Regions from separate parts of the Homo sapiens genome. Here region 1 is linked to region 2. The links are chromatin loops, found by intact Hi-C in ENCODE. Cell type or tissue: MCF 10A. All regions are shown on one strand. Links, peaks and the distances in the headings refer to the core of each region. The heading gives the core; the rest is flanking DNA.

Region 1 (16,459 bases), core at 3,420-11,419, 200 kb after region 2:
TTCATCCACTATATATCAGGCATTGTACCACATATTCACATATATTCTCATTTAATTCTTAGTCAGAATACAATTCAATAGCTATTATTATCTTTATTGTTAAGCGGAGGTTCTAAGAGTTTATTGATTCCACTGGACAGTTAAAGGAGATGACTTGGCTTTTAAAGAACAAAGACAATGTTCCACAATCCTTAAGAGTGACATAGGAGAGTTTTAGCACTACTTTGAGAATTGTTGGTCTCTTATTGTTGTTTAATTATGAAACATACAACCCCCCCTTACCATTGTTCTCTTTTTTGTTGTTTTCTTTTGTTTCGTCTTGACCCACCAGTTAGTAGCTGTCAGAAGCAGGACGCAACCCAGAGCTGCCCCGACTTGCACAGTGTCCCTGCATCACACTAGCTCTTGCCTGTACAATCTCTGCCGCTACTCCCAGTAGCTCCTAGTAACTCCTGGCACACATTTCTGAAATGTCATTTAGGGGCTCAGGAATTTTCAGCCACTAAGAGAGGAAAGCTAGCTAACATTGATAGGAATCAAAACTTGCATGTTTTAACTAAGGGAACCAACCAGCTGCTTATAACCATGGATGTATGTTTTACGCTTGTACAGTAAAAGTACAAAGTAATGTATAATATCGACTCTGACTGTTAAGGAATGCTTGTATCCAGAAGTTTTAATATGTATTAACCAGGACAAAAGAAGTTACAATTTAAAATACATATTGGGTTCTCCTATGTGTGCTGTGTATTGAGAGTGAAGATTTAGCTGTTATCTGTAAACCACTGTGTTGTCACCTTCTGACTGCACCAGTTCCTCTGAGGGAGACTTGGATCGTGAGCCACCCAGACAGTGAGTGCGGCAGTTCAAATTATAGTAGAATGATTCTGCAAAGCTGAGTTTTGGAAGGGCAGACCAACATTGCAGTATTTATTGAAACCGATTATTTTGAAAAGAAAACTAGCCAAAAGGGTTTGTCATTTGGCCCATTCCGTTTCTGGGAACGTGGAATTAGTGGATCAGTGGAGTATTAATCTCTGCTTCAGTTTTCTTAAATCTTCCTTGATTGCCCCAGCCTCTTCGTCTAGCCATGTCTGGTCCCTTCTTTCTTTGTCTTCTCTTCCCACTTGTCTCACTCAATATTCCCTTTGTATACTGTGACCCCTGTAAAGAAAAACAGAGTGGTAATCATTGTGGTGAATACTTTAATGCAGAGTGCTTATAAGTCTCTGTATAAAGAGAATTAATCCAGAATATGTGCTCATTTTATGAATTTCCTGCCTGAAGTATTGGTTTTAACAAGTATATCTTGTCTGAACATCTTACTGCGTTTATGTTAGTGAGCTGTGGGTGACAGAATTAGGTTAATGGTTAAAAGCACAGGTTTTGGAATTGAAAATAATTGTTTCAACCCTTACCTTCCCCTTTCGTGCTGAGCTAAGTAGTAATACCATCATATTTTGGGTTGTTGTAGGAATAAATGCAGTAACACTTGTAAATCACTTAACTGAGTGCATATCTTCAAAAATACTGTGTAAATGTTTTATAAAAGCATAATTATTTTTATTTTTTATTTGTATATTTTATTTGTATATTTAGAAGTTTCCAATAGTTGCTAATTTGAATAAAGAGTAATAGAATGAAATAATAGAACAGCATGGGCCCTAATGAGTCAAATAATCTTTAAGTGATGACAGAAAGTGAATCTTTTTCACTAAAACAAAACCTATCTGTGATACAAATGCCCTGGGTCTTCAGCACAAGCTTTGCAGTGGATTCTTCTGGGGCTGCCCCAGTCATGTATTTGACACATAGAGGGAGTATTTGTTTGGCAAATGGGGTGGGCAGTGGGGGCCCAAACTTTGTCCAAAAGCACGAAATGATGGTAGTTTGCTCTGATGCATTTGATTTGGTGATTTTTCAGAGACCTGAGTGACAACGCAATCATGTCTTTACAAGGCAATGCATTTTCACAAATGAAGAAACTGCAACAATTGTAAGCTTTTCTTTTCCTTCTAGGAGTCTGAAAGTATAGAGGGGAAAACTGTCATATGGTGTGGCATCCTGGATTATGTATCTATAAAAAGTGCCTGGCACATTCTTAACATTACTTAATTTTTATACTAGGCAACAGAAAAGGAGTTTATTTGTTCTTTTTGTTGAAATGAGTTTTTCTTTCTATTTTAAATTCGCAACTTTGTGGGACCAAATATAGTACAGTCACCCAATATAGTAGTAATTTTTTCAGTTGTAAGGAACTTTTGATAAATCAACACTTCTGTCTCAGTAGGACAGTAAGAACAACAGAAAATCATGCTAGATACATTTCTTGTATTTTAAAATGGACTGTGGGATACTTATTCCATGGGATGTGTGTATTCAGTTTCCAAATTCATTGCTTTGTTAATATTTACTTGGGTTTAGTTTACTTGTAGAAATCTGCATTTCATACAGAACAAATTGAATGTAATTACTCTCCTCAGGCATTTAAATACATCAAGCCTTTTGTGCGATTGCCAGCTAAAATGGCTCCCACAGTGGGTGGCGGAAAACAACTTTCAGAGCTTTGTAAATGCCAGTTGTGCCCATCCTCAGCTGCTAAAAGGAAGAAGCATTTTTGCTGTTAGCCCAGATGGCTTTGTGTGTGGTGAGTATAAGTATTGCCCTTGCCTTTTATTTATTCTTCTTTTTTCCCCCTCCCATTTATCCAAATAATGGTTTTGAATAGATTTATGATCTCTTTATAAAGCTTTTATTTCTGCTGAGGTAGAGGAAAATGGGTCTATAGTTTGCTGATTATTTTAATTTCACAGATGGGAAAGAGAGTTTTCTAAAATTGCTTCATCTTTGTTTTGGCATCAGGATGGTGCGGTGGAATGAGAATGAAATTGGATCTTGGGAGAATGGAAGGGTAATCTCAGCCCTTCTACTTAACTTAAATTCCCTAAATATTAGTCTCTGCATCCATGAAATGGGGACTCTCCTTTCTTCTCTTCCCAACTCTGAGGCTTGTTGGGAGGTTTACATGAAAGAGAAAATTATTAATGATTTATGGGGTGCTAAAAAATTAACTATTGGTCGGTAAAACATTTACAAGTAATAGGAAATGTGAATTTATTATAAATAATTTTAAGGTCCATTGTTTTAGCATCCAAGAATCTCAGCATTAGAAATCTAGTTACCTGAACTTTACATAGCTAGTTAGTAGCAGATCTGGATTTAAAAGAAAAGTTTTCATCTCTGGTGTAACTTTCTGTCTATTACATGATGCTGCCATTTACTATTAGCTGCCATGGAGACCTCTGTAAAAATAAATATGTTTTATAAACCAATAAATCAGAATTTGCTTTTATTTAAGCATGGGTGTTAAAATATTAAGAACCTTCTTTTGCATTGGCATTTAAAAATTTACTTAAAACTGCTTTGTCCACGATATATATTTTTAGGTTGCAGCATTAAGCAGTGCCAGTAGTTTCTGGAAATAAAACCTCTGATGTAGCTTTTGGAACTGAATAAGCTTTTGGCATTCATCTGTAAGGGCCTGAACTGCTCCTTTCCCATGGTCCTTGTTTCATAGTTTTTTAGTCCCAAGATCTGATCCCCCTATTACGTTGAAACACATGTATAGTATCCATCGTTTTTTTCACTTCCTTGTGAATCTGAACATCGATTTATTAGATGAGAATTTCAGAATAGTACAGAAAACACCTCGATTACAATATGCAGACATTGAAAAATAGCAGCCCTGGAGTTATCAAAGCATCCCCTATAACCCATTCAATACACATAAAAAGTTGTCTTTTCAAATAGTAGCACCCAAATGGTACGCTTTGGTAGATCTCAGATGTTTCCTTCTGGGTTTAGATCATGGCTGAGAAACTGAAGTTCAAAAAGGTAACTTTTCCAAAATGTAACAGAGAACTAAAAATAACTGTTAGAATGAAAGAGTTGCTTAGCTCTAATTATAATGTAGCTTTGACAGGGCAGCGCGGCGGCACGATTGGCCGCTCAAAGCTCCAGGCTGAAGCCAGTGTCTTACAGTTTGTTTTACAGATGCTTTTTCTTTTGCTATCAGCTTTTTTTTTTTTTTTTTTTGCCTCTACCTAAATTACTGTTTTTAAATAGTGGTTCTGTTTTGGTAAATGAAGTGTTAATGGCTGTCTTTGTTGATTAATCATGATTGATGTTTGATTTCCTAATTTTGCTGCTCATTATCTGGGGAGAACATGGGAACAATTGCAGTTTCTGATAGTAGCATTCAAAAATGATCCCTGAGCCTGGAAGTTTTTAAACTGCTTTCTTCTTCTACTTATAGAAAGCATAAGGGATCAGGAATAAAGTGTGGGTTTTCCGATAGCTCCAAAATAACAGTCTTTTCTCAGGTAATAGTGATTGATAAATAGATCTGCATCTGTATTCGAGATGAATGAGTTACTTTATAAATACTCTCCCAGTGTATCATTTCAACATGGGGACGGCTAGTCCATCTGGAAAACATACACAAAGGGTAAAACCTAAGCCACTGTTTTTGCATTTCTTGGTGTTCAAATTTGAGTAGTATTTGGACTCTTGAGCCTTAACATTGTTTTGTCTCCTCCTCTCCATTTTTAACAGATGATTTTCCCAAACCCCAGATCACGGTTCAGCCAGAAACACAGTCGGCAATAAAAGGTTCCAATTTGAGTTTCATCTGCTCAGCTGCCAGCAGCAGTGATTCCCCAATGACTTTTGCTTGGAAAAAAGACAATGAACTACTGCATGATGCTGAAATGGAAAATTATGCACACCTCCGGGCCCAAGGTGGCGAGGTGATGGAGTATACCACCATCCTTCGGCTGCGCGAGGTGGAATTTGCCAGTGAGGGGAAATATCAGTGTGTCATCTCCAATCACTTTGGTTCATCCTACTCTGTCAAAGCCAAGCTTACAGTAAATAGTATGTGATCTGACTTTTCCTTTAGCATTTAAAGATACCTTTTAGAAATAGAAAGCACCTGTTTTTCTCTCTTAATCTTAACCCTGTCTTTTCTTCTCACAGTTCCCCACCTGACTCTTCCTTTCCCTACCTTTCATTCCACAAAATTAAGATTCTTGGTTATTTGTATCTAAACCTGCAATTATGTTGAAGACGACACCGTACTCAGTGTGGTGAGTAACACAGAGATGAACCAGACATGTTTTTGCTCTTTTTTTTTTCTTTTTCTTTTTTTTTTTTTTGAGACGGAATCTTGCACTGTCACCCAAGGCTGGATGACATCCTGGTTGCAATCTTGGCTCACTGCAACCTCCACCTCCCAGATTCAAGCAATTCTCCTACCTCAGCCTCCTGAGTAGCTGGGATTACAGGCGTGCGCCACCATGCCCGGCCAATTTTTTGTATTTTTAGTAGAGACGGGGTTTCACTATATTGGTCAGGCTGGTCTCGAACGCCTGACCTTGTGATCTGCCCACCTTGGCCTCACAAAGTGCTGGCTGGGATTACAGGTGTGAGCCACCGTGCCCAGCAATGTTTTCCTCTTTGAGAGTTTACAGTGTAGTATACTGATCTGGAAGGCTGCAAAGCATCATGCTGGATGCACACTGCCTTTAATTCAGAGATCTGTGTGTGAATCCTGCCACTCCTGCGTGATTTTCAGCAGGTTGCTTCACTTCTCCGCCTCCAGTTCCACATCTTTCAATTAGGGATAATAGGACCTGCCCCCTAGAGGCATTATGCTCATTTAGTGAAATAATATGTGTAAAGGATGTAGCAAAATGGCTACAAGGTAGTGCTCAGTAAATGCACTGTTAGCCACTGTTAACAGAAGTCTATTCTTGTTTGCTTTGTGTGGTAGGTATACAGTTTTACAGTAGGATCCTTGCCACTTTATCATTTAACTATCTGTATCTGCCGTGGTAGAAGATTTTGAATATGATTCATTAATGCATTCACTCAGCAAATGATGGCTGTGGCCTGGCACATAGAACAGTTTTGAGTTTAAATTGTAGGGCAAAACATGTATCTTAAAAGTCACAGAATGTTAGAGCTACCAGGAGAGACTTTAAAAAAAAAATAGATGAAGTGAGTGGTCAGGGTACAAAGAGATTAATTGATACACCCAAGATCTCACAGTTGATTGTTGAGGAAACTAAAAAGTGGCAGAAAATAGCAGGAAGACCTTCATTCTGAGAATCAGATGACCTCTGTTTTATCCTGACTTCATTGTTTCTGTATCTGTAACCTTGAGCAAGCCTTTTAATCTTTCCATCTCAACTTTAGTTTCCTTGACTTGAAATTGGAATTAACCCCTGCCCAATCTATGTCAGGGACAATCTGTAAGTATCAAACAAACAAACAAATAATAAAAAGGAATGCAAGTGAACCTGTAAGACTCCACTGTGCTAATGCCTATATTGTTTCTCTGATTTCAGTGCTTCCCTCATTCACCAAGACCCCCATGGATCTCACCATCCGAGCTGGGGCCATGGCACGCTTGGAGTGTGCTGCTGTGGGGCACCCAGCCCCCCAGATAGCCTGGCAGAAGGATGGGGGCACAGACTTCCCAGCTGCACGGGAGAGACGCATGCATGTGATGCCCGAGGATGACGTGTTCTTTATCGTGGATGTGAAGATAGAGGACATTGGGGTATACAGCTGCACAGCTCAGAACAGTGCAGGAAGTATTTCAGCAAATGCAACTCTGACTGTCCTAGGTGGGTGAATTTGTTAAGATTCTGTAGTATAAATCAGTCTTGAAGATACTAGCTCATCCAAGGTCCCTAAGTATCAGAAGTTGTGAGAGTAAGAGATGAAGATGTATGGGGCATTGCCTTTTCCTAGAAAGTATTAATGCAAATGGCCTCTTGAACACTTTGAAGTCAGGGATTGCATGACATCCTCAAGTCTGGCCACTGAGGTGAATCCCTGCCCCCTCCATCCTGAAGAGAGGGGCCGAGGAAAAGTTGGGATGCTTTCCCTTTTATGGGGGATCACCCTCCTCTAATTTCCCCACTGTGCTGTCTATATCAGTAGTCTTAACACCATAAAGAACATTAAAAAAAAATGTGGGAACAAATTGGGAAGGCCTTACTCTCTTTTCTCAGCCTACCATACCTCTCCGGAAGTCAGAGTTTTTTTTTCATCTTTTACCTAAACAAATGCTTTTTAAAAATGTAAACACAATTATTATTCACGTATCTTTGAAAGAGCTAATTAACGTAACCTATTAAGATACTAAATAATAAAAGTAAATTATTGTCAGAGTTTTAATATAGGCCCAGGCATCCGGCCCTAAAAAGTTTCACTTAAAAAACTTAAGCATTCTGATTTTTTTTATTTATCAACATACCCTTGTGCTTGAAATTATTTTTGTACTTTCTATTTTTAAAAAGCTTTTGTTTCCCACTCTCCCCCCCTACTACCAGCTTCCCGACTTTTGCAAAAGTGAGGGAAGCTGAGATTTTAAAAATAGTAGATATTATCCTTAACTGGTGTTATGAGTAAATGACAGCAGAATAGTGAAATACTGAATGTTGTATATGTTTAGGCTCTTAGAAAAGTGTGTCCAGTAAGTTGTGGGAGAATAAAATTTTAGGTTACAATTTGAATAAGTTTAAATGCTACATTTTATGATATGGAAACTAAATTTTATTTGGGAAATTAAAAGCATAACTTGTTATTTCAGAAACACCATCATTTTTGCGGCCACTGTTGGACCGAACTGTAACCAAGGGAGAAACAGCCGTCCTACAGTGCATTGCTGGAGGAAGCCCTCCCCCTAAACTGAACTGGACCAAAGATGATAGCCCATTGGTGGTAACCGAGAGGCACTTTTTTGCAGCAGGCAATCAGCTTCTGATTATTGTGGACTCAGATGTCAGTGATGCTGGGAAATACACATGTGAGATGTCTAACACCCTTGGCACTGAGAGAGGAAACGTGCGCCTCAGTGTGATCCCCACTCCAACCTGCGACTCCCCTCAGATGACAGCCCCATCGTTAGACGATGACGGATGGGCCACTGTGGGTGTCGTGATCATAGCCGTGGTTTGCTGTGTGGTGGGCACGTCACTCGTGTGGGTGGTCATCATATACCACACAAGGCGGAGGAATGAAGATTGCAGCATTACCAACACAGGTGTGTAAACAGAAGCTTGGCACAGGTCACCGGAGTCATGTGTATTTGTGGTTCTGCAAATACTTCTAGAACGTGTGTCTTGCAGTCTGAGTTCATCTCAGAAGGGTGACTCATTTGTTTCAAGCTGCAGAAATATGATTCGCTAAAAAACTCCAGCCCCAAATAAAGCTGATGTTTAAAGATTAATACTTTTTGTTAAAATGACATCAGGGTATCCTGTGGCTGTGAGATAAAATCCAAGTCACTGACTAAAATATTTCTAACTCCTTCATAAGATAGTGATGGAGAACCAGGAACAGCCCTTTAATGATAAGGTTTACTCTCTGCAGTAGTTGTATGTCTTGTTGTCTGTGCGTATGTGCATGTACTTAGGTTGGATTTTATTAGTGGAAGAGGAGCTGTGACTTGATTAGTATGTGCAAAGTCAGATATTGATTAGTAATATTAAGAAGGGAATATGGCAATAATCAAGCATAATTCGAAAGCTTAGATACTGTCCCATGAAAATTCTTAGGCCTTCAGCCTTTTAAAAAATCTGTTTAAACATTTGTTGTTTTGAAATTTGGGAGGTGCATCCAATGGGTGATAAAACAGAAAGTCAGCTTATACGTCCCAGAGCAGCAAAGCCCTAATTTGCCGTTCCAGAATACTGTACAATCGAGATGGTTTTGCCAGAGTAGATCTCCCCTAATTTGATGTATACAGAAGCCAAAATAGTCTATGCCATTCACCCGGGATGCCTGTGGGACAATTAACGATCATCCTTGGTTAATAAAATGCTGCTGTTTTATTACAGATGAGACCAACTTGCCAGCAGATATTCCTAGTTATTTGTCATCTCAGGGAACGTTAGCTGACAGGCAGGATGGGTACGTGTCTTCAGAAAGTGGAAGCCACCACCAGTTTGTCACATCTTCAGGTGCTGGATTTTTCTTACCACAACATGACAGTAGTGGTAAGTGTTTAAAATGAATGTGGGCTGTAATTGTTTTGAAGTCATATGGTGGAAGGCTCAGATATGATATTCATTTTCACAAGACATTGATAACACTGACATTTAGGACCTGGCCCAAGATCACTAGCAAGGTTGAAATTGTATAGTTCTATACCGTTCTCTTAAATACTAGGAAAGAAATAAATCTTTGTTTCTAACAATAAAAAAAGACTAGTAGGTTTAGAAAAATGTAATTATTCCATGTGTAAAGGATATTTGTGTATCCTTTACATTATAAATGTTCTTTGGCCCTTAAATGATATTAACTGGTTACATGAATGGGCTTAAAAGTCTAATGGTTTACATTATTTTCTTTAAGAAGTCTATTTTTTATTTATTTATTTTTATTTATTTGAGACGAAGTCTCGCTCTGTCACCCAGGCTGGAGTGCAGTGGCGTGGTCTCAGCTCACTGCAGCCTCCACCTGCTGGGTTCAAACGATTCTCCTGCCTCAGCCTCCCAAGTAACTGGGACTACAGCCACATGCCACCACGCCTGGCTAATGCTTTCTTTTGTTTTTGTATTTTTAGTAGAGATGGGGTTTTGCCATGTTGGCCAGGCTTGTCTTGAACTCCTGACCTCAGGTGATCTGCCTGCCTCAGCCTCCCAAAGTGCTGGGATTACAGGCGTGAGCCACCGCACCCAGCCTCTTTGAGAAGTCTAATTCTGACCCTTGCTTTCAATGCTGCATAGTTTTGAGAATAATAATGGAGACAGCATAATACAAGAGCACAGGTTTGGTACAAGACCTACTACTTACTGCATGTACTGTGGGGCACATACAATACTTTCTGGTGAGGTACTTGTGCAAATGAAATGAAGATGGAAAACTACATGGCGCTAGGCACATATTAAGGGCTCAGCAAGTGGAAGCCATCGATGTTATTCTAAAATATATGACCAACTTTTCCCATAAGTATTTATTATACGCTCTGTGCCAGACATTGTAGTTGGGAGAGAAGTATATGTTTTCAATTTCACAGTTTCGTCAGAGGTGGATAAACTAAAAGTGCTTGGCAAGCCAGAAATAAAGAGCGTAGAGTTACAGGATCTGAGCATAGAAGTGAGTATTCTGGTTAGACCCGTTTAGAGGCAGAGTGGAGACCCAAGCTCATTAAAGCATAATGGGGTTAACTGAAAAGACACTTAAGGAAAACCTAAAGGGACAGAACTGGGGCATAATAATGCCAGGCTGCCTAGATGCTGAGGCTGGAGATGAGGCTGCTCCCAGAGTAGCTCTGGGCCACCAGCATTACTGTGTCACGTTCTGCATATTTGCTTTTCTCTCAGCCCACCACCTCTTGCTGCCCAGTTTCTGCTTCCCAGACACATGCGTCATCGTGACATCTCTAACCCTGATGATATCATTTACTCTTCACCTGCTGTGTCCAGCAGTAAATGGCGTATATTTCTGTGTTGTTTGGTTCAGATACTCATGAGATGATATGTTTAGCTGAGCTTATCTTTGAGATGGGCATTAAGAGGTCATTGGCCAAGTGCCAATCCTGGTTCTGGTCATCTGGGACCTTTTGTAAGAAGGGGACAGTGCTGATGGTATGTGGTTTAGACCATGGCTGCTTTGGCTGCAGGATCTGCACATATCAGTTTCCCGTAGAAACCAAGTGAGCAATAAGGCCACCACACCTAGCACAATGGCTAATTAAGTCCTCTAATAAATTTTTTAAAACCCTACTGTAAATTTTTGCAATTTTTTTGTCTATATGATGTTCTAGTCAAACTTTCATCTATAAATATGGAAGATGCCAAAACTGGGGAGAATGTTGAATGGCACTTGAATAATTGGATCATTGACTAAGATTTTTGTTTCAAAGGGACCTGCCATATTGACAATAGCAGTGAAGCTGATGTGGAAGCTGCCACAGATCTGTTCCTTTGTCCGTTTTTGGGATCCACAGGCCCTATGTATTTGAAGGGAAATGTGTATGGCTCAGATCCTTTTGAAACATATCATACAGGTAGGTGGTTTTCTTGCTTGAGTACAGTTCTGTTTCTTAGAGAGACTTCTAGATGTGCTAACTGTAATCTCCTTCTGTTACTGCCCCCATATTAAAAAGGTTGCAGTCCTGACCCAAGAACAGTTTTAATGGACCACTATGAGCCCAGTTACATAAAGAAAAAGGAGTGCTACCCATGTTCTCATCCTTCAGAAGAATCCTGCGAACGGAGCTTCAGTAATATATCGTGGCCTTCACATGTGAGGAAGCTACTTAACACTAGTTACTCTCACAATGAAGGACCTGGAATGAAAAATCTGTGTCTAAACAAGTCCTCTTTAGATTTTAGTGCAAATCCAGAGCCAGCGTCGGTTGCCTCGAGTAATTCTTTCATGGGTAAGTTTATTAAGTTATCAGGTACCTCGTCTGAGGATCCATACTCCAAGTTGTGTGTGAGAGAGCAATGACAGCCTTGAATGTCAAACTGGTAAAAAATGGTTTCTTGAATGAGGCTGCCATGACATCCGACTAGTTAGTGTAAATGCCTCCAAAAGCAAAGTCAGAGGTGGGATTTTACTTGATGATGTGTTTAATCTATAACTAAGCCTCAGGAGCTTTCTGGGTAGCACTGTGTGTGGCATCTACTCCAAGACAAGGGTTTGGGGAGGACTTAGGAGCTCAGCTTGTCAGCCATGTGGAAAAAGTGGTTTTGGGCTCCCACGGCCTTTGGGGTGGAGTTGTGTGCTCTGCATGATTGTGGTTTGGTATGTCTGGTGGCTTCCAACTGAACCCGCAGTCGAAGGGTGGAAAACAACATCCTACCTAGCAACAACTGCTAGTCTGACAAGCTGGACTACCTTTGGCCAAGAAAACCAGCCTTAAGGTCCAAGTCGGTGGTGTTAGATGCTGGCTGGCACTGAGATTAGGTAGTGAATTTTTTCGTCTGATGCATGGGGATAATAGGATGGAAGAGCTGAGGTCATCTTTTCACTGAACAGAGAGATGGAAAAATCAGCCACAACTTGCCATGTTGACAATAAAATTTAAAAAAGGAGAATTTTCAAATATTTTACCCAACTTCTACGAAATGTTATGTTTTATCACAGTGTAATTATTTATATTCCTTTTTTGGAAAAAATTAAAATAATATGCTTTGTATAACTGAGGCAAGAATTTGATTCAATTGAGTAATATTTGGCTACAATTAATGAAGAAAGGGCAGGACACAGGTTTATTTTGAAAGAAAATTTCTTTATTTAGCCTCAGTTAACTTGGATGTTACCATCCAACACACCCGTCACCAAAATTGGGCTCTCAGCTAGGATGTGGGGAAACTTATATTGGGGAACTTTATTGCATGACCATTAACATTACTACAGGTCATGAGAAATGATAAAGAATAGATGCATTTGTTCAGTGGATGTAAATATGAGGGAAGGCAAATGTCTTTTGCTCCATTCTAGAAGTGATCTGGCTGTAAGACAGATGTACATGTATGTGAGTGCCATAATGTGGACTTGTAGAAAACACTTACTCATATTCATGGGGTAAGATGTTCCTTCATTTGCAATGGGTTTTATTGATTCACATGCTAGCAAAGGGACCCATGTGCTCAAGGTGTTTCTTTCTTTCAGGTACCTTTGGAAAAGCTCTCAGGAGACCTCACCTAGATGCCTATTCAAGCTTTGGACAGCCATCAGATTGTCAGCCAAGAGCCTTTTATTTGAAAGCTCATTCTTCCCCAGACTTGGACTCTGGGTCAGAGGAAGATGGGAAAGAAAGGACAGATTTTCAGGAAGAAAATCACATTTGTACCTTTAAACAGACTTTAGAAAACTACAGGACTCCAAATTTTCAGTCTTATGACTTGGACACATAGACTGAATGAGACCAAAGGAAAAGCTTAACATACTACCTCAAGTGAACTTTTATTTAAAAGAGAGAGAATCTTATGTTTTTTAAATGGAGTTATGAATTTTAAAAGGATAAAAATGCTTTATTTATACAGATGAACCAAAATTACAAAAAGTTATGAAAATTTTTATACTGGGAATGATGCTCATATAAGAATACCTTTTTAAACTATTTTTTAACTTTGTTTTATGCAAAAAAGTATCTTACGTAAATTAATGATATAAATCATGATTATTTTATGTATTTTTATAATGCCAGATTTCTTTTTATGGAAAATGAGTTACTAAAGCATTTTAAATAATACCTGCCTTGTACCATTTTTTAAATAGAAGTTACTTCATTATATTTTGCACATTATATTTAATAAAATGTGTCAATTTGATGCCAAGCCCCATTTATACAATAACAATTTTTATTATTTTTAGCACAATTTAGGCTTAATTAGTTCACATTATCATGTCTCAAACGGATGGGAATTATATTTAGCCCATTAAAGTATGAACAAAAATGACCGTTTTTTCTACCTCCCAGGATTGTTGTAATACAGATTGAAATCAGATTGTGCATATGAAAGCACAATTGTAAACGAGAAGGAGCTACAGAGATTTAAGGTACATTATTTCTAAATCTACGAACAAAAAAAGATTTGTTGTTATAATCTGGTGTAATATAGTACAACTACCATAAATCACTGCTCAATTCATGTTTCTTTAATTATAATAATGGTTTACGTGGTCTAATGCCTTATGCTTATCCAAGTAGTTTCACTTTTGCCGTCCCTTTTCTTACAGCAAGCGAGTGGTTTATTGCATATGTCTATAGCTAAAATGGCTCTAGCAGAAGTGGACTTTCATGCACTGTTCCAGGTTGTAATGAGATGCTGCTAGAATTGTTTTCTGTTTTTATTGATTTTCTGCTGGAAGAGCAGTTTGTATATAAATGGTACTTCTAAGCTATTTTTGAACAATTACCAAAATATTTTCTTTGATCATCAAGGTTTGGTTAAAAACTAAGTATAAAATATCTTACTTAAGCACATAAAACTAAAACATTTGTTTTAAAACAGTATTCATTGAAAAATGTAATTACATGGCAGGCATATATACACAGAAAAATGAATATAACCATATTTTCTTTTTTTTTTTAATTATACTTTAAGTTTTAGGGTACATGTGTACAACGTGCAGGTTAGTTACATATGTATACATGTGCCATGTTGGTGTGCTGAACCCAGTAACTCATCATTTAACATTAGGTATATCTCCAAATGCTATCCCTCCCTGCTCCCCTCACCCCGCAACAGGCCCCAGTGTGTGATGTTCCCCTTCCTGTGTCCATGTGTTCTCATTGGAATATAACCATATTTTCAAAACTAGATGACACAATTCAAAGTAACTGAAAGGAAAAAAAATTCAGTTTAATAATTCAGATTATAAAACTTTTTTCTTCTGTAGTAAATTCTAGCTCATATGTGTAGTTTAAAGAAAAACCCTCTTGCTCAAGATAAATTGGCACAAAAGGAGTTAATATAGCACAATAAGCTTTAAAAGTCAACTAACCTCCAAGGTGTGAATTTATGCCATTGTCTTGTGTTTGAACTAAACTGAAAGCAGCTATTCAAAAAGCAGATTCTTCTTAGAGAATATGTTGGGGTTAAAGTCTTCCTGCTTTTAGTGAGTTTCGAGCTTTGTTGCTTGTGAGCCAGAAGCCTGGAACCCAGATTGCAGTCGATTTTCCTGCTTTAATTTAGACGCCAGAATCCAAGACAGGAAGTTGATCCTTCCTTGGACCACCAGTGACTAAGTACAGAGAAGTAATTTCGTATGCTTTGGCTTGATCATATTGCCAGATTTTCAAAATTTTATTGTTAATTTGTCTTCATTATTGCCAGATGGGGCCTTTTTCAGTTATTATGAACTTCTTTTAAAGGATTTAATTTTTCCGTACTTAAGCACAAAGGTTTAAATCATTAACGCCTGAAATTCAAAAATTAGATTCACTCTACATCAGTATGATTTTACCCTTTTACTGGGTGTATGTGCTGAAATTTGTGGATTAGATGTAATGTTAACTGTCTGGAGAAAGAGTAGGAACTTGATTTCTCTTTGACATTTGCAGGAAAAGAATATATATGATTTTGAGACTCCAAATTGAATTAACAAAATCAATCTAGTAGGTGGTAAGATAACCTAAAATAACATAGACTCAAGGTAAAAAGCCTAATGTAGATAAATGTCACATTGCTTGGAGGAATACTTAAAAATTCCAGTTTAATCATCCTATGCTTTTTGATAGGAGTTCATGTACAACATATTTTAATAGATGTTCACAAAATTTCTGTATTATTTATATCTTAATTCCACTATTGGCACTAATTGTAGGATATTGGGGAAAAATATTCCTTAGTTCTGGCAAAATTTTATGAAAGTTAAGTATCTGTGGAATATATATAATTTATTTTCACAGCCTTTCTACAGAAAGAAACCAAAAGTTACTGCTCAGAATAGAGCCACACTACTTTTTAAAGATTGACAGAACCAAGGAAAGTGGTTTGGTGTTTCTACACACTTGGGAGGCTTTATTTCTTTCAATTCAATGTGATAGGAAGTAATTTATAACCAATATTATGATAGATGTGCTACACTGGTATTCTTCAAGAGAATGGGAACCAAATGTCCTTGCAAAATGCCTGAGCTGTCCTTCCCACTCTTGCGATCTGAAATGATCAGATTTATGTAATAGGATAACTTTGAACTCATTGTTTAAGACAGCATTCTGTTAACACATTGGATAACACAGTACCCTGCCAAGAAAACAATTAGTCTTCAAAGAAAGGTACAGTTTCTTCATGAATTGAATAATTTTCATACTCCAGAAATATCTAGGTGCCAGAACTTAACCTTTTTTATGGGGCATTTCTTAAACTAATGTGTAATAGGAAAGTCCTGAAATAATTGTCTTGCTTGGTCTCAAACGTGAGCTAAAATGGCACAGAAGTATTTTCATTGGTATTTTATTTTAATAGAGAAGAGGTTTTGCCCACATATTTTCTGAATTATCTCAATATCTTGGGCCATTTGGTTTTTTGTTGTTGTTGAAAAATCTGTTACTGAATGGGATGTCTTTTGACAAAGACATTTTATTTTACTCAAGGTATATTATTAAGATAAAACATATGAAAGTCTATATTTTAGATTAAAATGTGCATAATTTATCAAGTCCATTCTTACTACTGTAAAAATTACAAGTTCATTTTTCATTCCTATTTTTTTTTTAGTGTCAGATCTGGATTCCATATCTGCCTGCATGATGGTTGATATCCATGAATACCTGGAAAGTTAAACCAACATTCACATGTGGCTTTTAATTAAAATTACATGTTTTAATTAAAGAAATTTTAAGAATACAGTTTAAAGAATATGACAAGGGAATTCACAACTGCTGTATAGTTCTTGCTTTTCTTCTATAATTTTTTTATAT
Region 2 (16,459 bases), core at 4,569-12,568:
CATCAACACAATTAGGGCGCACAGAAATCTGAAATTCAAGAAATTAATATTGGTACATAGAAAGCCTCAGGATTCATTATTTGTATGTAATGGGAAAGAACTATTTTAGATTATGCTTCTCCTCTCCTAACGCAAAGCCAGCAGTTGTACTGTCTCCATCATTCAAATTCAATTCCCATTCACACACAGACATACCACTTACAACACAAACACACACACACATACACACACACCTGCAACACTTAAGAGATGATTTTTCATACTCCATTTGTGCAATAAGAACTTGAGCTAGTTTTCAGAATATATTAGAAACACGTAAACCTTCTTTGAAAATATGGTTGATGAAGACTCCATGGAAAATCTGACTTTGAACAAATGCAGTGAGAAGTCCAGAGAATCTTCTGTAATATTTATTAAAAGCCTTGCCCAGGGAAACAACTACTGCATGCCAACCACGTGGGGCATAATTGATAAGGGGTGTAAGAGAAGCAGAGTAAAACATGCCAAACCGATGGTGAAAAAAGAGAGTGCAGACCAAATCAAAGATATTTTTTTCTCTGATTAGTTCTGGCTAAGGGTATCATCAATTCCTTTTTGAGAAGTTATTAGGAGTTAAGACATAATCTGTACTGTACATGTTTTATAAATTATAGCATGGTCTTATAGGGAATCAATGAAGTTTATGCAGATAGACAAATAGACATGTAAGTCTAACTAATCATTCCCATCAAGATTCTAGTGGCTGAAACACACTTGTTGCTCTTTAAATGTACATCTTAGGTTACCTACATATCACAGTAAAAAGGACATTACTAATCCACCTTCACAGCCACACAGATAATTGGGTTTTCTGGCCAATGGCAGCAATCATCAGTGTTATATTAATTTCCTATAGATTATAGGAGGCCAAATGAGGAAATGGAATAGAAGGGATAGAATTTGAATGATCACTGTCACTGCTGGTTTACAGCCCTCTCATGTGTGTAGTTGAACCATTATAAGAAAAGTATAAACATTGTTTTCACTTGCCACAATCAACTCATAAACCCAAGTGAGTTTTTCCACCCCAGGCACTGCAGACAGAAGGGGGCATTGCAGCTCTATAAAATACACTGTGGATTTTTTTATTTTTATTTTTTTAATTTAGGTGTACTGAACTACCACCAACTACAAATTTGTGAGGGTCTGTGGTTTAACTCCAATCATAATAAAAATATGGAACTCTATATTCTACAGAATGAATTGAGTGACAGCAGAGAGACACAAGAGCTATAGTTAAGACACTTTTCTAAAAAAAAGTAAGATGATAGGCAAGAGACCTTTGGCAACTTAAATTTGATTTGGTAATAGATAAACTCCACCCTTTCTATACATTTGGTACCAGTGCTATCTCCTCTTCTGAAATGTAAAGGCAACATTTCTGCCTTGGGCAATTTGAAACCATAATGAATTCATTTTATTCTTCTTGGATATTATTCATTGGGGTGAGAGTTGCAAGAGAGGAGAACAAGAGTAAAATATCCTTAGACAGGCAGTTTCAATGATGTGGTTCCAACAATGATCATGCCAGATGTCTGATGGCAAGTCCTATTATTGTGATACTTCCCGCCCAATAAGAAGTTTGGAAAGTCAATAGATGCCCTGAAACTATTGCTTCCAAAGCTCAACTTAGAGTTCCTCCATCTCTTTCTGACCCTTGGTGTAGCAGTTTAATCAGATGTATCAGAACAGACAGCTGTGGTTCCCTTTTCGTTCTGAAAATAATGAGACCAAGAGTCTGTGAGTCTCTCCAACAGACAAGACACCTCCTCCATTGACAGACGTCTCCTTCCAGCTGCTTTTAACAATTTGAAATTGATTGAATCTGCAGGCTTTGAGGGATAATAGCCCCTCTTAACATTTTGAGAGGTACACAACTTGAAATGTTTCATCGTATTTCATTTCAGTGTTTCACACCGCTCTTCATTTAACCATCCAGGAAATGTAAACAGGACACTGCTTCACACTCCTGAGAGCCTGTAACGTTAAAACTTGTTTGCATGACCCTCACTGAGTAGCCTAATTAATCATCTCTGGGTGGTAGACTACACAAAATCACATTAGTCAGTTAAGTACGCATTGCCTATATCAGCAAATACTCTGCAAATATATTTTTTGGAAGTGGTGAAGGTGGCTGTCTTGCTCTTTAATGTTTAAATGTTTAGCATTTATGTTTTATTTGACTGCTAAAATTTCAAATTTCCTATAAGCAGAAGTATACATATAACATGGTACCTGAAGCACAATTTAAATCAGAATCATGTCCTAATTGTAACAAATTTCTGAAAGGCAAATAGTATTAGCTTAGGTTTTTTTTCTAAGGCAATACTAGAATCCATGTTCATCATTCAGACGTCCATAATCATTAGCGGCTCTTACTTGGCTACCTACCAAGAAGTATTCTTTGTGCATCATAAACTCTTTAGACAAGGTTTCCTAAGGGCTGCCTATAATCCGAGAATATTTAATTTTGGGTTTCAGTTCCTGCAGTGTCATTACAATGCCCAGTCTCCTATCTCTCTTACTGCCTTGTATTTATTCCTAACTACAGCACAAAGATTAACTGGATAATTGTTTTTACATTCTCCCTGGATTCTTCAGGATTAGATTCCATAGAAAGGGAACCCATTAAACCTTTCGGGTGCAAAAGCACAAAGAAGCAAACAAATAACCATTAACCCTCCCACCACCCCCAGATCCCTGCCAGTAATTTTATAATATGTGTTCAGCATATGTACATCAGACAACAGGAGCTTCATGGAAGAAAAGTAGAATATCACTCTTATTCTGATAATTAGACAAAAGGACACAGAAAACGGCTACACTAGCATACATGACCCAGATGAGAACTATTTTAAAAACCTTTTTTTCTAAAAAAAAAAAAAAAAAGAGAGAGAGAGAAAGAAAAGCCTGCCAGTTGTACATGTATTTCTGACTTTTTAGAAAGGTTCTAGCTGTATGAGATCTGGAATCAAAACCTAATGTGACCTACATAAAAGAAACGCTCTGATTCCCTAATTAAACCAAGCTGTGGCTGCAGGCTCTGCAAATAGCTGCCAAAAAATCATCCAATCAATCTTTCGACTGTCCTCCAGGAATGTAGCAAGGAGGGTGGAGAGGCCGAAGATGGCCGCGAGGATGCGGAGGCCAGGGAATGTCCTTGTTCATATGCTTGCCCCACAGTGAGGGTCCTGCATTTCCAGCACACAACACCGAGTACAGTACACGGAGCTGAGAAGCAAGGGGACCAGCAGGGGCTGAGCAGAAAAACAGACTAAATGTTTTAACAGCTGCTCTTTTTTTCTTTACCTCTTTCGCCCAAGGATCTGATTTCCTTCTGAAGGGGTGGGCTTTCTATGGGCCACGGGCTCTGCTCAGCAGGCCTGTTTACTTTGAGAAGCAGAGTTCTCCTTTCCTCTTCGACAAGAGCTTGCTTTTGAGGAGAGAAAAAGAGTGGTTAAAAAAAGGGGGGAATTTTTTACAGAGTTCATATTAAAGCATAACCAGTCACAGAAACTGCAGTTCATCTGAATTTTAAGCAGAGACTGGTAACAAATGAAGAAAAAAAACTCACATTCTTCCTTCTGAATGTCTAACAGGAAAATTGTTCTTCAGGAAAGATGGAATGTCATTCCTATGTAACTTCCTCTTCTATTTCAGAGTTCTTCGATGATGCAGAGGGTATGTTAATTGAGAAGGATTAGAAAAATAATGCAGCTGCTAAAAATTGGAGGCAAATAACTTACAGAGAAGCAATAAAACAAATGGCAAAGGTGCTTTCTATAAGCCAAACCTCTGGGGCTGCCAATATCAGATAAAGGGCAAAAACTCTCTTTGAAAAGAGCAGTTATTTATTTTCTTTGCTGAAACTTCTTTGGTTTTGCTATAGAGTATTTCACCACACAAAACATTTCATGAGAGATGTTGTCTTTCTCTTTGGCTCACTGCATAATGGCCATTCATTTAAACATGTACTTGCACTGGTAACACATGAGGTGGTTTATTTCATGAGAAGCATATATTATCATTGTGTGAAATTTGAGTAATCAAATATAAATCATTATTGCAGCCACTACCCAATTATTCCAGCTAATGTCGGAAAGCCAGACAAAAGTTATCTCCTACTGCATCCTTGTCAGACTTTATTTCAGTTTGTATTTACTGAATCCATTTATTTCTGCAGCACCTCAGCTCACTCTCACCAGCCACAGGTCAGGCTGCTAAATTCCTCACTGTTTCATACTCATACCATGTCTCTTCTCTGTTTACGCCTCATCCCTTTCCTCTTGAGTTTCTAAGCTTCTAGCCTTCTGAGCATTACCACTCTAGGCTGATTTTTGCAAAGTAGCCTCCTCCTTGTTATCCTCCTGACACTCCCAGTTCTAAAACATTGCATCCCTATATTCTGCACCATTCCCATTTATGTTAGATTTCATTCTCTTTTGAATTGTCCTGTATTTGGCTTCATGCATCATATTCCCTCAACTACATTGCAAACACCTTGTAAAAAGAAACAATACTCAGAGTTCTTTCTGAAAAGTTGAAAAATCCTTTAGCATGGTACAGTTTTTTAGTTCCTTAGAAGTTGTGTCAGTCTTGTCACTGAAAGTCCCATGTCCCAGAAAACCCTTTCATCTCAGCTGGGCTGGTTGGTAACCCTATCCACTAAGCATAAATGAAAGATTCAGGAAAAAAAAAAAAAACCTGTGACTAACTGTGGAAACATTAAATAATTATAATGTTTTCAATATTTTTATATTTAAATGGAAAAACTAAAGGTCATCATCAAGTGAATTAAAATATGACAGAGAAACCTAATCAGTATGTACTATTTACAGAGATCTATTACACATGAAATATATAAACAAGAGGAAGACAAAGGCATGGTTAATATAAACCATCGAAGAAGATGGAGTACTGGTTTATACTAATCTCAGAATTCTGTCCTCTCCTCTATTTATTCTACTTCTCTACTAGCCAATGCGAACAGTGAGAATGAAGAGATGATTATCCTCCAGGCTCCCCTGGCCAGAATAAGAATAACTAAATTACCTATACTCTTGGGTCATGCACACATTATCCTGCATCTCAACAATTTGCCTTTTGATTTTTCTTCTACTGCCTTAATCTTAGTGTTGTATTGCTGTGAGCTTACTGGGTGTACTTTAGTCCCCATGGCCTGTTAAGGGATTTTATAACAGCTTTCAAGTCACGAGAATTTTTTTTCATAATATTACTCTAGGAAGTTACTTGAGCTCGGTGGACTTGATTAATTTTTCTAGTTATATAATTAATAATAATCATATTACCATCCTACCCATGTCAATGTTTTATCATTTCAACAGTACAATGAATTTGCTAAATAATTAATATATTCACAGAATTATTCTCGAGTGTTTCCTTTTCAAGAAGTTTTCCTAGCCCTCTGGAAGGGGTGAGGGAGATGGGCAGGTACAGACAAAGATGAGAAAGGCCCTGCCCCTGCCCTTAAGGGGCTCGTAATCAGGTGGAGGAGGTGGGTGCAAACAACATCATGAAATGGATCTGAAGACAGATAGAAAGATCAGTGAAGGTATGACAAGGATTATGAGTAGGGAGTTAGAGATCAATTTTGACTAGAAAGCTCAAGAAAGTGTAAGAGAAGAACTGATCAGAAATTTCAAAAAAATGCATTTGTGACAAAGAGAACCCCATGAATATATAGATGAATAAAGCCATAGAAGCAGTGGAATGGAAGATACATGTATACAGTGACAGTAGGCAGGGAAGGGAAGTAAGGATATGTGAGAGACAGAGGGAGACCACAGTGAGAGACAGAACTGGAAAGGTGGGTCAGGTCTAGAATCAGGGGGTCAGAAAAGTGACTGATGTTAATTGAGCTTTCACTAGGGGCCAGACACTATACTAAGTGATTTGCAGAAGTTATTTCATGTAATGCTTATTTCAACCTTGAGACAGTTATTTTTATCTTTATTTTACAAATAACAAAACAGGCTTAGAGAAAAATAATAATATACTCACATTCACACAGCTAAAAGCCACAAAGCCAGGATCCAAACCCAGATCTGTTTATCTCCAAACTCAAGTAAGTCAAACTCTTTCCATTTTTTCACATGATTTGGATTTTATTACAAATACAAGGAGTTATTAAAGATTCATGAATAAGGAAAGAAAAGGACCAGGAAAGATATCTGGATTAATTGTATGAATGTGTTGGCAGGTGCAGAGATTAAGATGAAGAGACAAAAGACCATGAAGATTAGCGCCAGGCTAGAGTCACTGAGAAAAGCAAAACATTGGAGAGAGATTTCAAAAGTAAATCCTAAGTTTAAGATGTAGTAGATCCATTTGGTTTATTGGTCACAAGTCACAAATGATTTTAAGGAACAGTGCCTGTGAGAACACTGGTGTCATTTATCAAAGTCATAGTCTATCTGCCTTCCTAGAATACGGAAAATGGAGATTAAACTTTCTCCTTGACACATTTGTAGATTTTTTTAAGTACACAAATCAGTATTAGGAAAATTACTTTGTTTCTGTTAAACAGTAGAGTAGTGCCTCTCAATTCAATAGTCATGGGTATTTATTTTGTGCAAGACTACTAATTCAAGTGAGTCTCATTCATAGTGAACAGTATTTTGGGTTTTACCAGTTTTATAGATGGGTTTAATCCAGTCTGCACCTCCATAGCTAATGAAATGCCTGGTTTACATAGAGGAAGGTAGAATCCATGACAATGGATTCAAGATCAAGTTGTGATTCAAGGAGCAAAAACGTGGTATGGCTTCCTATCTATTTTGAACATGTTACTGAGATAAATTGATTTTTGGCTGGATGCGGTGGCTCACGCCTGTAATGTCCAAGACTGAGATGGGCAGATCACTTGAGGTCAGGAGTTCGAGACCAAACTGGCCAACATGGTGAAACCCCGTCTCTACTAAAAATACAAAAATTAGCTGGGCATGGTGGCGGATGTCTGTAATCCCAGCTACTTGGGAGGCTGAGGCATGAGAATCGCTTGAAACCAGGAGGTGGAGGTTGCACTGAGCTGAGATCTCCCCACTGTACTGGGTGACAGAGCGAGACTTCGCCTCAAAAATAAATAATAAATAAATAAATAAATTGATTTTTAATATTGCCAAAGGCTGATGAAATCTACAATATAATAAGATAAATGCTTGGCCAGGTGCGGTGGCTCACGCCTGTAATCCCAGCACTTTAGGAGGCCGAGGCAGGCAGATCACAAGGTCAGGAGATCGAGACCATCCTGGCTAACACGGTGAAACCCCGTCTCTACTAAAAATATAAAAAATTAGCCAGGCGCGGTGGCAGGCACCTGTAGTCCCAGCTACTCAGGAGGCTGAGGCAGGAGAATGGCGTGAACTGCGAGGCGGAGCTTGCAGTGAGCAGAGATCGTGCCACTGCACTCCAGCCTGAGCGACAGAGCGAGACTCCGTCTAAAAAAAAAAAAAAAAAAAGATAAGTGCTTTAAAATTGTTAGCACATTGGAAGGTTCCAAAAGCATAGTAGAATCAGAATTAATTGAATAAACTAAATGTTGAAAGAAGTGTCTTAATATTTAGAACTCTTTATCCATTGGTGGTAGAAACTTGTCAGAATAGCTTCGATCATTGCAGTACTGTGGCTCAAAGATAGATTGGATAAAGTAGTAGAAATACTCATAGTATATATTCCATCGGACAAAGAGCAGATGGCTGGAGTGGTCTCCAGTGCATGTCTGCTCTTCTCTATTACCATGTAATGTTTACCTGTAGAAACAATGGTCTCTTCCAAGCCTAATGATGATGATAGAGGTGATAATCCTAATTTATTAAACACCAATTACATGCTAGGTACTATACTAGCTATATCACATATGTTTTCTCATCTTATCTTTAAAATGATCCTCTGATGAAGACACACTGGCTCCTTACATAGAGTAAGAACATAAGTTGCGGAAGTTTCAAAAACTTGCCCAATGTCACTTGGCACAAAAAGTGGCATATCTGGAATTGAAATACAGGCTTATCAGACTCTAAAGCATGAAATCCTTATTCTACTCCAGGTAGGCTCTCAGTCCTAGCTGCATATTATAATCACCTGGGAAGCTTTCACAAAATTTCAATGCCCAAGCCTCTCTGCTAGAGATTGATTTAATTTGTTTGGGGTAGACCCAAGTATAAGCACTTTTTAAAAATCTCCCCAGGTAATGGCAGCCAGTGCTGACAGTCACAGTTGTGTACCATGCTAGCAATCAAAGTGTTATGAGTCTTTGGGAATGTTATTTGAAGGGGAAATAATAACCTTCTTATGTCCATTCTTTTCGCTTTCCACCCACCTCTCAAATGCACACCCTACTTTCAGGTTACTGAACAATAAAAAACTTTTAATTATTCAGTTTAGTTAAATAACCTAAAAGGTCACAGATAATATTCAAGCTAGATCTTGGTCCCCAAAGAGAAGGTCAAGGTACTAGGCATCAAGTATTTATTAGTGCATCTTCAGATTTTTCAACACAGAATTCCAGGCAAACGTAATTCTGTCTTTAGGAAAAGCATGATGTTAGTGTCTACATGCCATTTTTAAAAAATCTTAATGCATAAAATGTGTCTTAATATGTCTGAGTCATCACTCAGACTTCCCATTCAAGAGGTGCAAAACCATGAACAAAAGAACAAGGGAGAGGTAGAGGAGAATGATCAAGCGAATAAGACTAATAGGCAGATCAGAACGACAGCAGCAAGTGGCTGGTGAAACACTCACGACCCCAGGGTTCTAGGAAGATTTGACTGCATATTTTGGTACCAATGTTATGGAGAATTTTTCTCCTGTTCTAGAAGGAGAATAGCTTCTAATGAATATACCGTTCTTAGTATTTGTTTTTATAACTTTATTTTTCCTCAGTGTCGGAAGCACTCATTTCCTTTATTTGCCTTGCTTTTTCTTCAATCCTTTTCTCTTTTTTCCTTCCTCTTTAAATCCAAACCACAAACATGCTCTGTTCAAACCTGTGTATTTTCGAGAACACAGACACACCCAAGCTGATGAAGAAATCGAGAGACAGGGCTAGGAATGATTTCTTAATGCTTCACTAGGTGCCTGGTTCTTTCTTCTCCATAGCTGTTTCACTGTCAGACAAGTAAAAGAGGAACCTCAAAATGATGACCTCTTCCCCAGCCTTCTGACAGTCAGACTAGGTGGCAAAGACAGTGATGCACCCCAGAAACTCCCTGGGGTTCTAGAGACCATGACAACCCTTCTCCTCCCCTCTGGGACTTTCTTTATCCAGAAGAGAGCCTGACATTTTAGCCATACAACTCAGATTTTACACACAATTGCTTAAGAGGAGAACGTATACCAGAAATCAGAAACATGGAGTTCGGAGAAAGAGTTCAATAATTGAATTCAGGCTGATTATTTATCTGCTATATGGACTTGAGAAATTGTTATTTAAATTCTCAAAGCCTCATTTTCCTTATCAGTGAATAGGAATGAAAACATAACATGCTTATATGGGTTGATATGAAGATTCAAAGGGATATGTCTATAAAACCCTGAGTATACTCCCTGTTCATTTGTACAAAACGTATTTATTAAAAACCTAACTGAGCCAATCATGATTGGAGGTGCTTAGGATTTATCACTGGATAAAACAGACAAAACAACTTCCCCTTGTAGTGCTTACATTCTAGTAAAGGGAGACAGCAACAAAGGGAGCAAAGGAATAAAATGCACTAAACCTTACATGGAGACTAAATATATATTATATGTCTAATATACAGACAGCTTTCAGTAAGTGTTAACAAAAATAAAGTATAATGCCTCAAATTATTAAAACACTTGCTAGGTAAAAATATCAAGTATGTTTTCTCATAACCTCATTCTATAGAAGCTTATGTAACAAATACATTAAGCTAGATATAAGGAAATATTGCATCTTCTAAACTTTTAAAGAAGTGTTTGAGACAAAAATCTAAGGTTCAGTAATGTTGAATCGGCTCTTAGATTGACGTCACAAAAAAGAACCACATGTGCAATTACACTAAAACTATTCCCCAAAGCTTGTATAACTCTTTGGGTTGAGGCCGTTGGGAACCAATCCCTAGCTCTAAGAGACTCCATCACTATTTCTGCTTGAGCCACACACAGATGTGGGCAGCTAGCTAACACTGTGTGTGTTGTGCTATATGGAATTCCTTGCTTAGTCTCACAAAGACCTCCCACATTTTCAAGGCATTTAAAGTTTCATCTCATCAGCAAGCATGACCTTGTCTCCATCACCTCAGTAAATGGATGAACGTTGCATCAAACACTGCCCTAATCTTTTGCATGATTTGGAAAAGTCTGGTTTGTAAGCTAATAATAAACAATGTATTTTCCACTTAAAAATCAAATTTCATTATATCCATGAGCATGGCTGTGTGAACGCAGTGGACTCCCTATAGAGTCAGAACAAGGTTTATGAAATGAAATGACCCCTAAAAAGCCATGGTCCAAGGCATCATGGAAACATAAGCTGGTCACATACAAACAAGCTGGGAACTTTTGTTTTTAGGAGGCCTCTACAGGAAACACTAAATCTGCTGCTAGATTTCAGCAGCTGCATCTGGCAGGCTGTAGCATGCATTGCTTTGCTGTTTGGCTTACTTTCTGGCTGGCAGAGCTCTAAGGAGGATGTTAGCAGCCAAACAGGTTTGAGCTGTGAAACTATGAGTTCACGTTAAACATAGAATTTACATAAAATAAACTAAGTCTCAGTAAATAGGATTTATCACTTCTAGGAAGGGAATATGTGTCTTCGTCTTTTTTCCCCCAGTATTAGCCTCCTAAATGTTTATAACTTGATTTTTTCCCATGTATCATATACCCACTCCTTCTGCCTCGTTCCAAGAATACTAAACTTTACAACCTCTTTTGTTGGGCAGGCAATATCTCTGTATTTTTATCTTTAAAACAGATTACACCTGGGAGGGGCAACATAGCACAGTGATTAAAGTTGAGTATTTAAGCCAGAATGACTTAAACTGCTTCGTAGGTGTGAGACTTTGAGCAAGTTATTTAAACTCTAAATCTCAATTTCACCATCTATAAAATGGGAGAGATCTGTCTCATATCTCTGTTGAGAGAATTATGAGATAATGTATAAAGCATTTAGCATACTTCCTGGCACATGGGAGAGATTTAAGAGAGCTTGCTTTCTTTTTGGAGGATTAATTTGTGAATAATTGCAGAGGGGATCATTGCATGTGGTTCTAAGTATATGAACACATTTGCATGTAAGCTGCAGTAGGTATATGTATAATACATATGTACCAGATTGAAAGTAGTTCGGTGGTTTTAACATAAAATGGATATAATTCTGATTGAGGGGGCCATTCTGTTCTTTCCTTCCCAGAGCCCCTTTGAACTTTCTGACCCTATATTATTTTGCAGAGGCAATGACTGGAAATTCCCTTTACATCCTACTCAACCCTCAACAATTCTATCTTGTGTTTTGCTTGTGATTTCAGGAAGACACTTATCTCTGTGCCCAGGAAAACACTTTAATTTGCATCAGTCCTCTAGAGTGTTGACTTTCCAAACAAGGTTTAGAAGAAGTCAGCTGGTTAAGAAAAATATCTAAGCCAATGAAACATTGGCTTTAAATTATTTTAGATCATGATCAAAGTAGTCAATCACCAAGAAACTATAAAAGTCATTTGAAATATATGTTCAAGATCCCAGATACACCTATTTTTATCCTGAATTACATAGGCTCAACAATTCAATTTATTTTTTAAAAATTCATTGAATATCTGTTTGCTCAAAAATATATTTCTTTATGACTGCAAAGATATAATGAAACTTAAGTTTACAAAACACTGTAGTTAAAAGGGAGATGATCTCCTTAAGTCTGTGTGAATAAGAACTTTTTCTCTTACAAATGAAAGAACGCCAACTCAAACTTGTCTGTAGGGGAGACAAGTGTTTTGTTGGATCACAAAACTGAAAAGTATAGCAGTAGACTGACTTCAGATATAGCTGAATCCAGGTACCAAACTCATTGTCATAATGGTCATTCTGTCTCTCTTTCTCTCTGTCTCTCTCCACCCAAACCGCATTTCACATCTCTGCTTTCTTTATTTTGGATTCTGTCTCAAGCAAATTCTCTCCATCTGGTGGCAGAGATGGTCCCTGACAGCTTCATGCCTTCATGATTATTTCAGCTTATGTATTTTGAAAAATACAAAAGGGCTTGCTTTCCCCCAGTTCTATACAGTTTACAAATACACACTATTCCTTTTTTTTTTTTTTTTTTTTTTTGAGACTGAGTCTCGCTCTGTCACCAGGATGGAGTGCAGCGGCCAATCTCGGCTTCAGCTCACTGCAACCTCCACCTCCCGGGTTCAAGTGATTCTCCTTTCTCAGACTCCTGAGTAGCTGGGATTACAGGCATGCGCCACCACGCCCAGCTAATTTTTGTATTTTTAGTAGAGACGGGGTTTCACCATGTTGGCCAGGATGGTCTCTATCTCCTGAGCTCGTGATCTGCCCGCCTCGGCCTCCCAAAGTGCTGGGATTACAGGTGTGAGCCACCGCGCCCGGCCACAAATACACACTATTCTAATCCTGCATTGCTCATATGCTCAACCCAGGGGAGTCACAGACCATCTCTGTCTGGGAGTAGGAAGCCCTGCAGTAGCGGAGCTGATGGCCACTGACAGTGACTGAGAGTCCTTCTGGAATACACTGGAAGAGGGGCAATTCCCCCAAAAAAGAATGCCAGGAAGACAAAAAGAAGGTGATTGCTACTCAAATCCTTTTTTTCCTAGATAAGAATACCAAACTACGGCTTAAAGAGAATAAATGACTTGCCTAAGAGTAAACAGCTGCTGATAATCTAGAAGTAAAATTCAAGTTTCATGACACTTTCCATTACATTACACGCTTCCTTATGATAAGGAGGAGAGAACAATACACAACTCCTGAGCAGCTGTATACCAGAGTGGCTAAATGCACAGCCCAGACATCCTGGTTTTAATCCTGACTCTTACAGCCTGCCAGGTCTGTGTGCTTGGAAAGATAATTTATCCTTCTGTGATTTAGTTTCTTCAGGTGGGAAACAGGGAGAATAGCGTCTGTTTCATTGTGTGGTGAGGAACAAATGAGTTATCAAACATAAAGAATTTAAAACAGTGCCTGGCACATTAGTATGTACAAGTGTTTGCTATTATGATGATGAAATGCTTACAGGAAGCAAAGCACTTTGCATACATATTATGCCATGTAATCTTCATGGAAGTTTATGAGGTAGGCATCAACATCCTCACCTGACAGAACATACTGCATCCTTGAGAAATTTAATCACATGTTCAAGATTTGACAGCCGAGGTTTGAACTTCTGTCTGACAACAAATCCTGTGTTTTTAACATGATACTAGTATAAATGTCACAAGATGTGTTCAAAGAAAATGCTGTATATGTCTAAAGGAGATAGCTAGCACGTCCAACTGAAGTGTTAGGAATCTGATATCAAGAAAGAAGAAACTGACCCAGCTTTTGGCAGGTTGTATTTAAATAATTTAACTCAACAAATATTCATGTGAGCACCTACCTTGTCAAAATACAGCAGTGGGCTAAACCTATAACAGCTTGTTGACTTCAAATTTGAGTTGGAAATGAGTAAGTAAGCAATTTAGGCAAAAGGCTCTAGATGGAAAGATACCAAAAGAACAGGGATGTGGTGTTGGAGAAGAGATCTGGAATAGTAGTCAACTTGGACTTGTGGGATGCACTATGCAAACAATTAGGGAGAAAAGGAATTGGAAAATACTGGGTACTCCTACATTATGGAGGCATCTGGAACACTAAAGAGAGGCTCCAGCTGGGCGTGGTGGCTCACACCTGTAGTCCCAGCACTTTGGAAGACCCAAGTGGGTGGATCGCCTGAGGTCAGGAGTTCAAGACCAGCCTGGCCAACATGGTGAAACCCCGTCTCTACTACAAGTACAAAAATTAGCCAGGCATGGTGGTGCTTGCCTGTAGTCCCAGCTACTTGGAAGGCTGAGGCAGGAGAATTGCTTGAACCTGGGAGGAGGAGGTTGCAGTGAGCCAAGATTGTGCCACTACACTCTCCAGCCTGGGCAACAGAGCGAGACACCGTCTCAAAAAAAAAAAAAAAAAAAAAAAAAAAAAAAAAAAGAGGTTCCAATGCATTCAACCCAGTGGACAGTGACAGATTACTGAGAGGGATGGAAAGAGGAAAAGGACAATAATGCAAACTCATACACACACACCCCAAAATACAACCTGGAAAACCACCCCCAACCCAGATTCGAATGACATTAGTTGACCAGCTTATTGAATGATATTTCTGTTTAATAAAAAGAACAAATTTACTTATGTTAATTTTTGGTAACGTTGCAAGCTTTTCCCAAAACAAATCACTTGAAATGCTATTTCTGTTTCTAGCAAAATACCTTTTCTTAATGTTTTTCAACTTTGCATTTGGTTCTGTTTGCCTCATGGAAAAGATCCTGTTTGAAGTATCACTGAAATATCTGCAACACCTACTTATATTGCTATTGTCATGAGTAAAAAATGAGAAAACGAGTAAGGTTTTACCATACATAGCGGTGCAGAAAAAACATTGTCAACTTTTAATATATTCTTCTGCAGATTAAAGGTTGTTAGGTCTTGTGGATTTGTAAAAAAGAGAAAATAGATGTTGTCATGGTTCTTCACAACAGTGGCAGGGAAATAAATGAGATTTTTGGCTAGAGTATATTTCCAGAACATTATTATAGCAATGAAGACACACTATGACCACAAGAAGATTTTTTGGCCTACCAAAGTATGCGTTTAAAGATGGGAAATATTCAAGGGATAAGAGTTGTGGAGTATCTAAATTAAATTTTAAACTTAACACATTTAGCCCCTGTCCTCTCATTCAATCAATGGTCAATTTTAATATGTTAACAACGTGAGTCTGGATGTGAGAATGTAATGCTTCGATGCACTCATTCCTTTAAATTTCTTACATGTCATTAAAATGTTTAATCCACAACAATTCCAGCTCACTTTGCAAATGAAGAAATCCAGAGATGGTTGCTTCAGGTCACACAGTTGGTAGGCACCAGGGTCTAAACTAAGGCCCAGGATCTCTGACTCTCCAGGCTGCTGTACAGTTTTATCAGCAAACATTCATTTTTTCACAACAAGTACTTAAATGTTTTCGCATATTTAACATTAATACAGAGGCCGAAAGATAAATAACTGCTACTCAAGGTAACCTGTCTTTGTTTGTTTCCAGCACTCCAGGAAATAATCAAGAAAGTCTAGCTACATAAAAAACATTAAATGAATAAACAATATGCTTAGCAATTCTGACCCCAACTTTTTATCTCATCATCAGGTACTAACAAACAGTTCTGGGACCCACATAGATCCTTGGTCCCCACTTTAAGCAACACTGATCTAAATTCTTGTAGAGTTGGCCATGGAAATCCAAGCACACTAAAGATTTTGCAGTATCCAGAGAGAAAGGATAACAATACTCAAATAAGCACTATAAATGATGACTTCAAAAGGCTCCGTGACAAGGATTGACACTCTTCTTATCTATGAAATGATTTTTCTTTGTGAGTTGAGGAAAAACACATATTCTAAGAATGAGGTTAATCTTCCTTTACCCGGCACGTGTTACTCCTGCTTAACATGAACTTTTTATTCCCTACAGCTCCCCCTCCTCTTCTGAAACCACTACACACCTTATACACGTTATGTACAGAGAGCCATGGGCATGGATCAAGAGAGAGAGACAGAATGCTTTTGCCTAAGCCAGGCATCCCCTACAATGTTAAGGTTGGCTTCAAAAATGGAATGGAAAACAAAGTTTTATGTTGAATGAAATATTCTTTTCGAAGATTTTATTCTCTCTACTCTTGGGAAAGTTCCTGAATAAAAAATACAGAGGTAGCCGTCACTCACCTCTATAAATTGGCATTGAACAGGGTAGGTAAAACACAGGAAGCAAAGCTATGTAAGAAGGAATACTTAGAGCTAATTACAAGCAAAATTTATTCTTTGTCTGCCTAATGCCAGAGTATTCTATCAATTCAGTTTAAAAACAAAACTAAACTAACACAACTTAAAACACCTTCTTACATTCTTCCTTTAGAGGGGGTCCAGAAAAACAACATAGCTTCAAGTATATTCTTAATGTATATGTGTCCACACTGAAAACTCTTTTGAAATTCTAAGAAAACTTTGGAGACACTTAAACCATGACACATTTTCCAGGGAGTATTTCAGGAATTCTTTAAAAAAAATATTTTGATAAGATGTAAAATCAAACATGTCTTCTCCCAAATGACCCAGAAACTTTTACCCAACTATTGCCCAGTTGTGATTCTATTCATTACTGAGACACAATTCTGAA

Evidence for each region. Hi-C counts contacts between places; a loop is a spot of excess contacts. Peaks named below come from ENCODE experiments on the same cell type or tissue, not always from the same donor. Only the 100,000 strongest peaks of a DNase experiment are listed, where the experiment ranks them.
Region 1: a loop joins it to region 2, with 4 times the contacts of the local background. A loop is called at or near these places in 3 of 110 quality-filtered maps.

The regions. Positions count from the first base shown.
Region 1 is chr12:58,869,057-58,885,515 of GRCh38, reverse strand. LRIG3 (leucine rich repeats and immunoglobulin like domains 3) reads left to right here. Exons shown (of 19, transcript NM_153377.5): 11 at 1,925-1,996; 12 at 2,484-2,647; 13 at 4,615-4,935; 14 at 6,411-6,692; 15 at 7,664-8,116; 16 at 8,913-9,071; 17 at 10,943-11,086; 18 at 11,186-11,461; 19 at 12,700-13,361. The coding sequence ends at 12,944. Among named protein-coding and RNA genes, the nearest start is that of LRIG3, 43 kb to the left of the region's middle. In MCF 10A, for the core only: no CTCF peak of the experiment used is centred there; a DNase peak (open chromatin) is centred at 8,135.
Region 2 is chr12:59,071,899-59,088,357 of GRCh38, reverse strand. The region is part of intron 3 of LRIG3-DT (LRIG3 divergent transcript); the gene reads right to left. Among named protein-coding and RNA genes, the nearest start is that of LRIG3-DT, 160 kb to the right of the region's middle. RefSeq lists an enhancer at 6,115-6,284. In MCF 10A, for the core only: no CTCF peak of the experiment used is centred there; DNase peaks (open chromatin) are centred at 8,687 and 9,087.